2 separate regions of the Homo sapiens genome follow, and region 1 is linked to region 2. Evidence: chromatin contacts called from ENCODE Hi-C or POLR2A ChIA-PET data. All regions are on one chromosome and are shown on one strand. Each heading gives the region's core, a stretch centred on a gene start or an enhancer-like site at or near the end of the contact. The rest is flanking DNA. Distances are from core to core; before and after follow the strand shown. Region 1 has its middle 94 kb from the start of GRIN2A. Region 2 has its middle 72 kb from the start of ATF7IP2.

Region 1 (5,661 bases), core at 955-3,454, 38 kb before region 2:
CTAATTTTATTTATTTATTTTTTATTTTTGGGGGGATGGAGTCTCACTGTTGCCCGGGCTGGAGTGCAGAGGCACAATCTCAGCTCACCACAACCTCCGCCTCCTGGGTTCAAGCGATTCTCCTGCCTCAGCCTCCAGAGTAGCTGGGACTACAGGCACATGCCACCATGCCAGGCCAATTTTTGTATTTTTAGTAGAGATGGGGTTTCACGATGTTGGCCAGGCTGGTCTCGAACTCCTGACCTCGTGATCCACCCACTTCAGCCTCCCAAAGTGCTGGGATGGCAGGCATGAGCCACCGCGCTTGGCCTTTTTGTATTTTTAGTAGAGATAGGGTTTCACCATGTTGGCCAGGCTGGTCTTGAACTCCTAGCGTCAAGTGATCCACCCATCTCAGCTTCCTAAAGTACTGGGATTACAGGCGTGAGCCACCGCACCTGGCCTCTAAGAAAGATTTATGGAGCATCTGCCATGTATCTGACAAGGTGTTATGATACAAGGGTGTACGAATGCTGTCCTCAAAAAAAAAAAAATGTGCAGATATGCCAGGCACGGTGGCTCACATCTTTAATCCCAGTACTTTGGAAGACTGAGACAGGATGATTGCTTGTAGAGACTTCATCTCTACAAAAAAATTAAAAATTAAAAAATTAAAAAGAAATGTTTTAATGTGCAGATAACTTTGGGGAATGGATAAGGAACTAGTTACACAGCAGAATAAGAGCATGCTGTGAAAACATCCTGGACTTTTAACCTCCGGGTGAAGGAGAAAGTCACCTAGGGAGGGTTCCTTTCAGCCCAGCCATTATTTCTACCCCAGCAACAGCATCTCACACACTGTGGTTGCTCTGTAAATATTTACCACGCAATGTAAGAAGCCAGTAGTAGGTGACTGGGCGCAGTGGCTCATCCCCATAATGGCAGCACTTTGGGAGGCCGAGGCAGGTGGATCACCTGAGGTCAAGAGTTCGAGACCAGCCTGGCCAACATGGTGAAACCCCCATCTCTATGAAATCGCCCCACTGTACTCCAGCTTGGGCAACAGAGCAAGATTCTGTCTCAAAACAAACAAACAAACAAACAAACAAACAAACAAACAAAAAAACAGAAGTCTGTAGGTTGCCTGATCCTTAAAAGACTATGGACCTGCCCCTGCTGCTCTCTCCAAAGGACTCAAAGGGCACTCAATCAAACACTGAGGAAATCACTGTTTTCCCCAGCCTGAAAGCGGCCTCCAGTCTGCTGGGTTGTTTATTCTGCTGTGGTGTCTCCTCCAGTCATTAACATTCTATTTTCAGGCTAGTAGTCTTTCAGTTCCCAGCAATTAGAGCATTTTGCACAGGATAAACAAACAGGGGATTGCTTTCTGGCCAAATTCAGTTGCTGGATATTACAGCACGCAGTTTTGAAGACTTGAAGGGTAAAGGTTGGATGAGTTGGTTTGTACTCTGGGCCTGGTTGCAGCTACCCTTAGAACAATTCCAAAGAAAGGCGAGGCTGAGGTGGGAGGATCACTTAAGGCTGGGGTTCAAGACCAGCCTGGGCAACATAAAGAGATCCCATCTCTAAAAAAAATTTAAAATTAGCCGGGTGAGGCCAGGTGCGGTGGCTCACACCTGTAATCCTAGCATTTTGGGAGGCTGAGGCGGGTAGATGACTTGAGGTCAAGAGTTTGAGACCAGCCTGGCCAACATGGTGAAACCCTGGCTCTACTAAAAATACAAAAATTAGCCGGGTGTTGTGGCAGGCGCCTGTAATCCCAGCTACTCGGGAGGCTGAGGTGGGAGAATCGCTTGAACCTAGTGAGCTGAGATCGCATCACTGCACTCCAGCCTGGGAGACAGAGCGAGACTCCATCTCAAAAAAAGGAAACCAGGCCAGGCGTGGTTGCTCATGCTTGTAATCCCAGCAGTTTGGGAGGCCAAGGCAGCCAGATCACCTGAGATCGGGAGTTGGAGACCAGCCTGACCGACATGGAAAAAAAACTCCATCTCTACTAAAAATACAAAATTAGCCGGGCGTGGTGGCACATGCCTGTAAGCCCAGCTACTTGGGAGGCTGTGGCAGGAGAATCGCTTGAACCCAGGAGGCAGAGGTTGCACTGAGCCATTGCACTCCAGCCTGGGTAACAAGAGTGAAACTCTATCTCAAAAAAAAAAAACACAAAACAAAACTGATACCCCAAAATGTGGCACTCTGACATGGTGAACAGAAGAAGCAGCTGTGAGGGCCCTCTGACTTCCTCCCTCCCACTTCCTGTCTCTCATTTCTCTGTGCCTCCCAAAGCACAGGATGAAGCCGTTCAGTGAAGTTCCTTTAGTTACCTAAAGTCCAGACCTGCCAAAGAAGATACAATGACCTCTGGTCCCCTCCCTGAGCTTTAATGAACTGAACTCTTATCACAGGAAGAAAGACTGAAGTATATAAAGTGTATCAACATTCCTGGACAGAATTTTGTCACAAGCCCATCATCTGATCTGCAGGCCCAGTACACTTTGTCCCAGGCCATTGCATGTTCTGCAAGCCCCTTGAATGCATTTACTACCACTATCCCCTAAAATCATCCACTCATCTCCATCTCCCTTTGCCCTAAGAAGTGTATATAACCACCTGTACCTCACTGCATGGCAGGGTCATTGCTCTGTGATTCTCTCCTGTGCACATTAATAAATGTATACACCTTTTCTCCTATTCATCTGCCTTTTTATTTTTTTGAGATGGAGGCTTACCCTATTGCCCAGGCTCGAGTGCAGTGGCACGATCTCAGCTCACTGCAAGATTCGCCTCCTGGGTTCATGCCATTCTCCTGCCTCAGCCTCCCGAGTAGCTGGGACTACAGGCACCCGCCACCATACCCAGCTAATTTTTTGTATTTTTAGTAGAGACGGGGTTTTACCGTGTTAGCCAGGATGGTCTCGATCTCCTGACCTCATGAACCGCCTGCCTCAGCCTCCCAAAGTGCTGGGATTACAGGTGTGAGCCACCGTGCCCAGCCTCATCTGCCTTTCATCAGTTGATTTTCAATGAACCTTCAGAGGGTGAAGAGGAAGTTTTCCCTGACCCCTTATAATTAAGAAGGTCCTAGTTTTTCGTTTATCTTCCAATGCTGCTCATTACATCAAAGAGAAAGTTGGTGGTATTCCATCTACAAAACTTCTCAAATCCTGGGTAATGCCCCTTTGTAACAATAGGAATAGGACCAAGGTCTTCAGATAACCATATCTGGCAATTATTTGGTAGCACCATTTTTATTTCCATGGCATTTGTTTGCAAAGTTGTCTTCCAATTACAGAGTAATCGCAAGTTTTCCATTTATCAGTGATATGAGATTTCTTTCTAAAAGAATTATCTAGGCCGGAGGCAGTGGCGTTTGCCTGTAATCTCAGCTACTCAAGAGGTTAAGGTGGGAAGATCGCTTGAGCCCAGGAATTTGAGACCAGCCTGAGACAGTGAGATCCTATCTCAAAAAAGATTTCAGAATTGTCTACATAAATAAAAGGGCAAGTCCATTAAAAATAACATTATGAAAGTAATTATGTAGATTATAGGTAGATATGGTAAAAATAAAAATCAAGGTGGTACTCAAATGGCTGGCATTTGGGAAACTTTTTTTTTTTTTTTTTGAGATGGAGGCTCACTCTGTTGCCCAGGCTGGAGTGCAATGGTGCAATCTCGGCTCACTGCAACATCCACCTCCTGGGTTCAAGCAGTTCTCCTGCCTCAGCCTCCTAAATAGCTGGGATTACAGGCGTGTGCCACAATACCCAGCTAATTGCTGTATTTTTAATAGAGATAGTGTTTTGCCATGTTACCCAGGCTGGTCTTGAACTCCTGACCTCAGGTGATCTGCCCGCCTTGGCCTCCCAAAGTGCTGGGATTACAGGCATGAGCCACCTTGTCCAGCCAGGAAACATTTTTCTATGCAAAGGTAAAACCTGATGTATTGTCCTACATCTCTCATTCTCCCTCTCACCAATTGTTCCAGAACAATTGCAGGCCCTGGAGAGAAAGCAGGGCCTTCTAGAAAGAGAAATATAGCATTGACTAAAGATTACAGGAAGAGGAAGATTTGCCCTCCTACTTCCCCCTCTTCTTCTGTCTAGTATGATCACAGTGATTGGACTCTGGTGAAGGCTCCAAGATGGCCATCGGTAACCATCTTGGCTACCCTGACTCAGCATTCCCGGATTCGCCGGTTCCCACCATCCCAGCGGCCATCTTGGCCACCCTGACTTGGCATTTTCGCTTATTCCCGCCGTTTATTCCCGCCATCCCAACAGCCACCTCCGATACCCTGACTCAGCATTTCTGGGTTCACCTTTCCTGTTCCCGCCACCCGGACCAACTCGCATGCCCACTAGGGCGTGTCACACTCAGAAGCGCGAAACTCAACCGACCCCACCCCTACCCCACCCACTCCTCACCCAGCATCCATATAAGTCACGCTGCACCTTTGGCACAGCGTAACTTCCCTGGCCCTCCCCCTGCGGACAAATGAACCTCGCCCCAGAGCTCAATAAAGAAGATTTTTGCCCTCTTTGTCTCGCCTCTCAGCCTTATTGATCCACGGTGCCCTTCCATTGCCTTTCACACAGCATCAAGGACTGTGAGGGATCTCAGATTTTGCCCTACTTGCATGTTAACAAATTAGCCTGCCCTACTGGGTAGACTATGGATGTCGGTAAAAAGACATGAGCCTCCTGGGTCAGAGACAAAAGACAGTTTGTTACTCACAGCAATAGCAGTAGCCAGCACTTTTTGTGCCAGTTCCCCAAGCCCCAGTTTCCAAAGACTAACACCAAAAGGGTCCAGTGATTGCTGTACACATGCTAGGTTGCAATATAGGAGAGGAACCCTGGGCTTAGGGATCCTGAGTCTTTTATAATAGGCAGTAAGCAAGCCTACACTTTGCTCTGGAGGAAGATACTGTCTCTGTTTTTCTTTTTCTTTCTTTTTTTTCTTTTTTTTTTTTTGAGATGGAGTCTCGCTCTGTCACCCAGGCTGGAGTGCAGTGGCGTGATCTCGGCTCACTGCAAGCTCCACCTCCCAGGTTCATGCCATTCTAGTGCCTCAGCCTCCCAAGTAGCTGGGACTACAGTCACCCGCCACCACGCCCAGCTACTTTTTTGTACTTTTAGTAGAGACGGGGTTTCACCGTGTTAGTCAGGATGGTCTCGATCTCCTGACCTCATGATCTGCCCACCTCAGCCTCCCAAAGTGTTGGGATTACAGGTGTGAGCCACTGTGCCTGGCCCTGTCTCTGTTTTTCAAAGTTATTCATTACACAAACATCCTTGAAAAGTTCAGAGCTTGGCCAGATGCAGGGACTCATCCCTATAATCCCAGCAATCTGGGAGGCCAAAGTGGGAGAATTACTGAGTCTAGGAGTTCAAGACCAGCCTGGGCAACATAGCAAGACCCCCATCTCTACAAAAAATTTATCAGTTACCCAGGTGTGGTGGCACACACCCGTAGTCCTAGCTATTCAGAAGGCTGAATTGGGAGGATTGCTTGAGCCCAGGAGGTTGACACTGCAGTGAGCTGTGATCACACCACTGCACTCGGCCTGGGTGCCAGAGTGAGACCCTCTCTCATAAAAGAAAAAGTTCAGAACTCTTCTGAAAAGGAAGCCAGTACTTTTTCATAAAAGAGGCCCGTGGA
Region 2 (5,886 bases), core at 852-3,351:
TTTTTCACCGGTTTTTCCACTAATGTCCTTTGCCGCCTTCTGGGAGGAAAAATATTTCCTCTGCTCCCTTATTTTCACTGACAGGGTCCATACATTAAACTGACACAAGTCAGACTAGCAAGAGAAAAGACGTTTTATTTCCATATGTATGTATGCACATGGGAGTTCACAGAAAAGAAAATGTGACTCAAAGGAGTGGTTAGAATTTGGGGCTTATAGCCGGACGTGGTGGCTCATGCCTGTAATCCCAGCACTTTGGGAGGCTAAGGCCGGTGGATCGCTTGAGACCAGGAGTTCGAGACCAGCCTGGCCTACTTGGTGAAACCCCATCTTCACTAAAAATACAAAACATTAGCCGAGCATGGTGGCAGGTGTCTGTAACCCCAGCTACTCAGGAGTCTGAGGCAGGAGAATTGCCTGAATCCACGAGGCAGAGGTTGCAGTGAGCCGAGAATGCACCACTGCACTCTACTCCGGGCAAAGCGAGACTCTGTCTCAAAAAAAAAAAAAAAAATAGAATTTGGGGCTTATAATCCATCTTAATAGGTGAAGGATCACAGTACTTTAGGAGGCTGAGGCAGGAGGATCACTTGAGCCCAGGGGTTCAAGACCAGCTTGGGCAACAAAGTGAGAACTTGTCTCTACAAAAAAAAAAAAAAAAAAAAATTAGCTGGGCATGGTGATGCATAGCTGTAGTCCCAGCTACTTGGGAGACTGAGGTTGGAGGATTGCTTGAGCCTGGTAGGTCGAGGTTTCAATGAGTTATGATCGTACCACTGCACTCCAGCCCGGGCAACAGAGGGAGACCCTGTCTCGAAAAAAAAAGACAGGAAACGAAAAAGACAAAATAGATGAAGGAGAAGGGAAGAAAGAGCACTTGTGGAAAAACAAACGAGGTTTTGGAAAGATAAATGAGCCCTTAGGAGACTAGATGGGGGATATGACAGATTTTGTGACTGTCTGCTTTGGTGTGTGGCTGACTTCTGTCTCAGAGAAGATTGGAGTTGTTCCCAGGGATAAGATTTATGACAATAGAGTTCTTTTTTATTCTTTTGGGAGGCTCTGCTCTTAGGCAGATAAGAGATTTCAGAAAGTCAGAAGCCCTCGGCTCAAAACAATTTTTATGCCACACTGGCTTATTCTGGGGCCCTTCCCCATTTCAGAATCCAATTGGGGCCGGGCATGGTGGCTCATGCCTGTAATCCTAACACTCTGGGAGGCCGAGGCAGGTGAATCACTTGAGGCCAGGAGTTTGAGACCAGTCTGGCCAACATGGTGAAACCCCATCTCCACTAAAAATCCAAAAATAAAAGTAGCTGGGCGTGGTGGTGGGCACCTGTAATCCCAGCTACTCAGGAGGCTGGGGCAGGAGAATCACTTGATCCCAGGAAGCAGAGGTTGCAGTGAGCCAAGATCGCGCCACTGCACTTCAGCCCAGGCAACAGAGTGAGACCCTTTCTAAAAAAAAAAAAAAAAAAAAAAAATCCAATTGGGACCCCACCTTACATTTAGTTATGTCTTCTTGGTCTCCTCCAATGTGTGACAGTTTCTCCGTCTTCCTTTATTCCTCACCACTTTGACACTTTTGAGAAATATTGATCTTTTATTTTGTAGACTGTCCCTTAACTTGGTGTTTCCTCATGACTAGACTGAGGTTGTTAAACATTTACTAGCACACCACAGGCCGTTGGTTTGCATGAGAATGAAACAACAACTAGGGTTTCTCTTTATATATATTTTATATTTGATGCTCCCAAAGTGCTAGGATCAGCCAGGCGCGATGGCTCATCCCTGTAATCCCAGTGCTTTGGGAGGCCAAGGTGGAAAGATCACCCAAGCCCAGAAGTTCAAGGCCAGCCTGGGCAATTTAGTGAGATTCCATCTCTTCAAAAAATTTAAATATTAGCCTGCAGGGTGTGAACCTGTAGTCCCAGCTACTCAGGAGGCTGAGGAAAGAAGATCCCTTGAGTCCAGGAGGCCAAGGCTGCAGTGAGCTATGATCGCACCACTGCACTCCAGCCTGGGCAACAGAGTGAAACCTTGATTCTAAAAATAAACACAAAAAGGGAGGTGGAGCATAACTCATCATGCTTTAAGTGTGGACTGCACAGAGTGACTTCCTTACAAAGAGCACAAAGGGAGGGAAAGAGCAACTGTACAGTGAGAAACTTGATAAACACTACCTCAACCAGGTGATCAAGGCCAACATCAACCATGATAAGTCATGTCAACAGTATGCGCTGGTATCACTTGATAAAAATGGCATTTTACCACTATCATCTTTCTTCCAAAAATCCATAACCTCAGCTAATCATGAAAAAAAAACATCAGACAAATCTCAGTAGAGGGCCGTGCTGCAAATTGCCTGACCAGTACTTCTCAGAACTGTCATCAAAAACAAATTCTGAGAAACTGTCACAGCGAAGAGGACCCTAAAGAGACATGACAACTAAATGTAATTGGTATCCTTGATGGGATCCTGGAACAGGAAATCTGTCACAAGGTAAAAACTAAGGCAGTCCGAATAAAGTATGGGCTTTAGTTAATGCATCAATATTAGATCGTTGATTGTAACAAATGCACCACACTAATGTAAGCTAACAGGGGAAACTGAGTCAGGATGTATGAGGACACTGTACTACCTTCACAATTTTTGTAAAATGTAAAACTATTCTTTTTTTTTTTTTTTGAGATGGAGTTTTACTCTTGTTGCCTGGGCTAGAGTACAGTGGCGCAATCTCAGCTCACTGCAACCTCCACCTCCCGGGTTCAAATGATTCTCCTGCCTCAGCCTCCCAAGTAGCTAGGATTACAGGGAGCTACCACCATGCCTGGCTAATTTTTGTACTTTTAGTAGAGACAGGGTTTCACCATGTTGGCCAGGCTGGTCTCAAACTCCTGCCGTCAGGTGATCCACCTGCCTTGGCCTCCCAAAGTGTTGAGATTACAGGTGTGAACCACTGTGCCCAGCTAAAACTATTCTTAAAAAATTTAGTTTGTTTAAAAAAAAAAAAAAAAAGGAAAAAGTGACCATTTTTTAATCTCTCAAAAATATACCATTAACCTAAACCCTTAAAATATTTACATTCAGGCTGGACACAGTGCCTCACACCTGTAATCCCCGCACTTTGGGAGGCTAAAGAGGGAGGATCATTTGAGCCCAGGAGCCTAGGCAACATGGCAAAACCCCACCTCTACAAAAAATACGAAAATGAGCCAGGGGTAATGGCATGTCTGTAGTCCCAGTTACTCAGGAGGCTGAGATGGGAGGATCACTTGAGCCCAGGAGGTTGAGGCTGCAGTAAGCTGATTATGCCACTGCACTCCAGCCTGGGCAACAGAGCAAGATCCTGTCTCAAAATAAAATAAAATAAAATAAAATATTTGCATTCAAAAGGAGCTTCAGAATAGACCATATGAATAAAATATAGCAAGAGCTGCAGATAAATAGATTTCTCTAGAGAATATGAAAATAATACCCGGTACCTATTCAATGATACGAGGAACATGCAGAGGGGAGGGGAATTATTCCAATCAGTCTCCTGCTGCAGAAACCATAAACATAAAAATAGAAGTAGGCTATGAATCTCCCCTCAAGAATGGGAAGGTGATCAATAGCTTCCATCTAGCATCCATGCCCCACTGAGATGACATTCTTTCCAGAGGGGGAAAAATGAGCTGCCAATGAGAAATTGTTGAGATGACTAAGAAAGACACCATCTCAGGAACTTCCAAATTGAGTTTGACTGTTAGTCAATGTGTTGAGTAGTTGTTATATATCATTCCTTCTCCAGAAGATGGAGCTTTAGTCTAAAATAATGATGTAAGACAAGCCGGCAAGCTGGGCCCAGAATAATAGAATTCAAAGAAAATGCATAAATCGTGGTTACTATCAAGAGGGTTTGAAAAGCATTTTAAATCTCCTTGGAGACGGGTTCATTTGACCCGATTCTCTTACTCATTATGAGAATCCATTGCTTCAACTGTTTTCATCCAGGCAAAAAAGAAAATTTCAGTGGGAGTCATAAAAATGATTATGTATCATCTTATTTTTATTTGGTATTTCTCTTCCCAAAAGTCTAAAGGCTCACTATTATCTTGTAGTGCAGTTCATATGTTGATGGAAGTGACATTATTTATTTGTTTATTTATTTATTTTGAGATGGAGTTTCGCTCTTGTTGCCCAGGCTGGAGTGCAATGGTGTGATCTCAGCTCACCGCAACCTCCGCCTCCCAGGTTCAAGTGATTCTCCTGCCTCAGCCTCCTGAGTAGCTGGGATTACAGGCATGCACCACCATGCCTGGCTAATTTTGTATTTTTAGTATAGACGGGGTTTCACCATGTTGGTCAGGCTGGTCTTGAACTCCCAACCTCAGATGACCCACCCACCTCGGCCTCCCAAAGTGCTGAGATTACAGGCGTGAGCCACCGCACCCGGCCAAGGTGACATTTAAGTTCACTGTGGCAGTGAATTTATTATGCAGATAGGAGTTGCATGAATTTTCTCCAAAATATTCAGATATAAAATTCATTTTTGTCTAAAACAAATCAATCTGACTTAGCCCCCATGTCAGCCATAATTTTTCTCACATCTCGCCTCCATATGTAAAACTCTAGAGAGGAACTGATTAGCGTGAAAGGAAAATAAATCTTGGGACCCCAAAATCACTAAGCCAAAGGGAAAGTCAAGCTGAGAACTGCATAGGGCAAACCTGCCTCCCACTGTTTTCCTCAAAAAGATAAAAGCTACATACCGGCCAAGCATGGTGGCTGGCACCTGTAATCCCAGCACTTTTTGAGGCCCAGAACGTTGGGAGGCCGAGGCGGGTGGATCACGAAGTCAGGAGATCAAGACCATCCTGGCTAACACGTTGAAACCCCATCTCTACTAGAAATACAAAAAATTAGCTGGGCATGGTGGCACGAGTCTGTAGTCCCAGCTACTCGGGAGGCTGACGCAGGAGAATCGCTTGAACCCGGGAGGCAGAGGTTGCAGTGAGCTGAGATCTCACCACTGCATTCCAGCCTGGGTGACAGAGCGAGACTCCTAAAAAAAAAAAAAAAAAAAAAAAAAAAAAAAGGCTACATACCTCCCTCAAAAGGAATTTCCTTGTGGACAAAAGACAGAATTCAAAGTCATCCCCCTGCTCACTGAGATAAATGTATGTCCGATTGCCACCTTTGGAGAGGCTAAACAGAAACTCAAAAGAATGCAACCATTTGTCTCTTATCTACCTATGTATGACCTGGAAGCCCCCTCCCTGCTTCAAGTTGTTCCACCTTTCTGGATGGAACCAATATATATCTTACATTCATTGATTGATGTCTCACGTCTCCCTAAAATTTATTAAACCAAGCTTTGCCCTGACCACCTTGGCACATGTCATCAGGACCTCCTGAGGCTGGGTTACAGGCGCACATCCTTAACTTTGGCAAAATAAACTTTCTGAGTTGACTGAGACCTGCCTCAGATATGTGGGGTTCACACTGGCATACCTCAATTCACATGCTCATCTTTGAGCTTATCATAGTCACCTAGATGGTGGTCCCATGGGAAGCCAAGCTGGACCATGTGCCCATACCTATGTGTAGCCCGCAATGTGGGGCAATATAATTAGCCACTACCTACCTGCCCTAAGGTCAAATACTCTCAACAGAATTGAATTCTGCTGAGCATGGTGGCTCACACCTGTACTCCCAGCACTTTTTGAAGCCAAGGAAGGAGGATTACTTGAGGCCAGGAGTTCAAGAACAGCCTGGCCAATACAGGGAGACCCTCGTCTCTACAGAAAATTTTTAAGCCGGACGTGGTGCCTCACACCTGTAATCCCAGCACTTCGGGAGGCCCAGGCGGGTGGATCACAAGGTCAGGAATTCAAGACCCG

The links. A loop is a pair of places that touch in the nucleus more often than their neighbours do. ChIA-PET counts read pairs that join two places held with the same protein, here RNA polymerase II (POLR2A). Pooled maps may share reads with other maps.
Region 1: a loop to region 2 is called in a map with no recorded cell type, with 7 times the contacts of the local background. The contact joins two enhancer-like sites. A Hi-C loop is called at or near these places in 2 of 168 maps with a recorded cell type or tissue (Calu3 and GM11168), 13 of 37 single-sample maps with no recorded cell type and 10 of 50 pooled maps. POLR2A ChIA-PET finds 5 or more read pairs at or near these places in 9 of 52 experiments (GM10248, GM12878, HepG2 and 5 more).

What each region holds. Positions count from the first base shown.
Region 1 is chr16:10,273,552-10,279,212 of GRCh38, forward strand. No RefSeq gene overlaps it. Among named protein-coding and RNA genes, the nearest start is that of GRIN2A, 94 kb to the left of the region's middle. Within about 2 kb of position 2,205, at least 3 of the 41 ENCODE cell types and tissues checked have a DNase peak (open chromatin) inside an H3K27ac peak, as active enhancers do; they include GM12878 and OCI-LY7, where a contact is called at or near this core.
Region 2 is chr16:10,311,215-10,317,100 of GRCh38, forward strand. No RefSeq gene overlaps it. Among named protein-coding and RNA genes, the nearest start is that of ATF7IP2, 72 kb to the right of the region's middle. Within about 2 kb of position 2,102, at least 2 of the 41 ENCODE cell types and tissues checked have a DNase peak (open chromatin) inside an H3K27ac peak, as active enhancers do; they include GM12878 and OCI-LY7, where a contact is called at or near this core.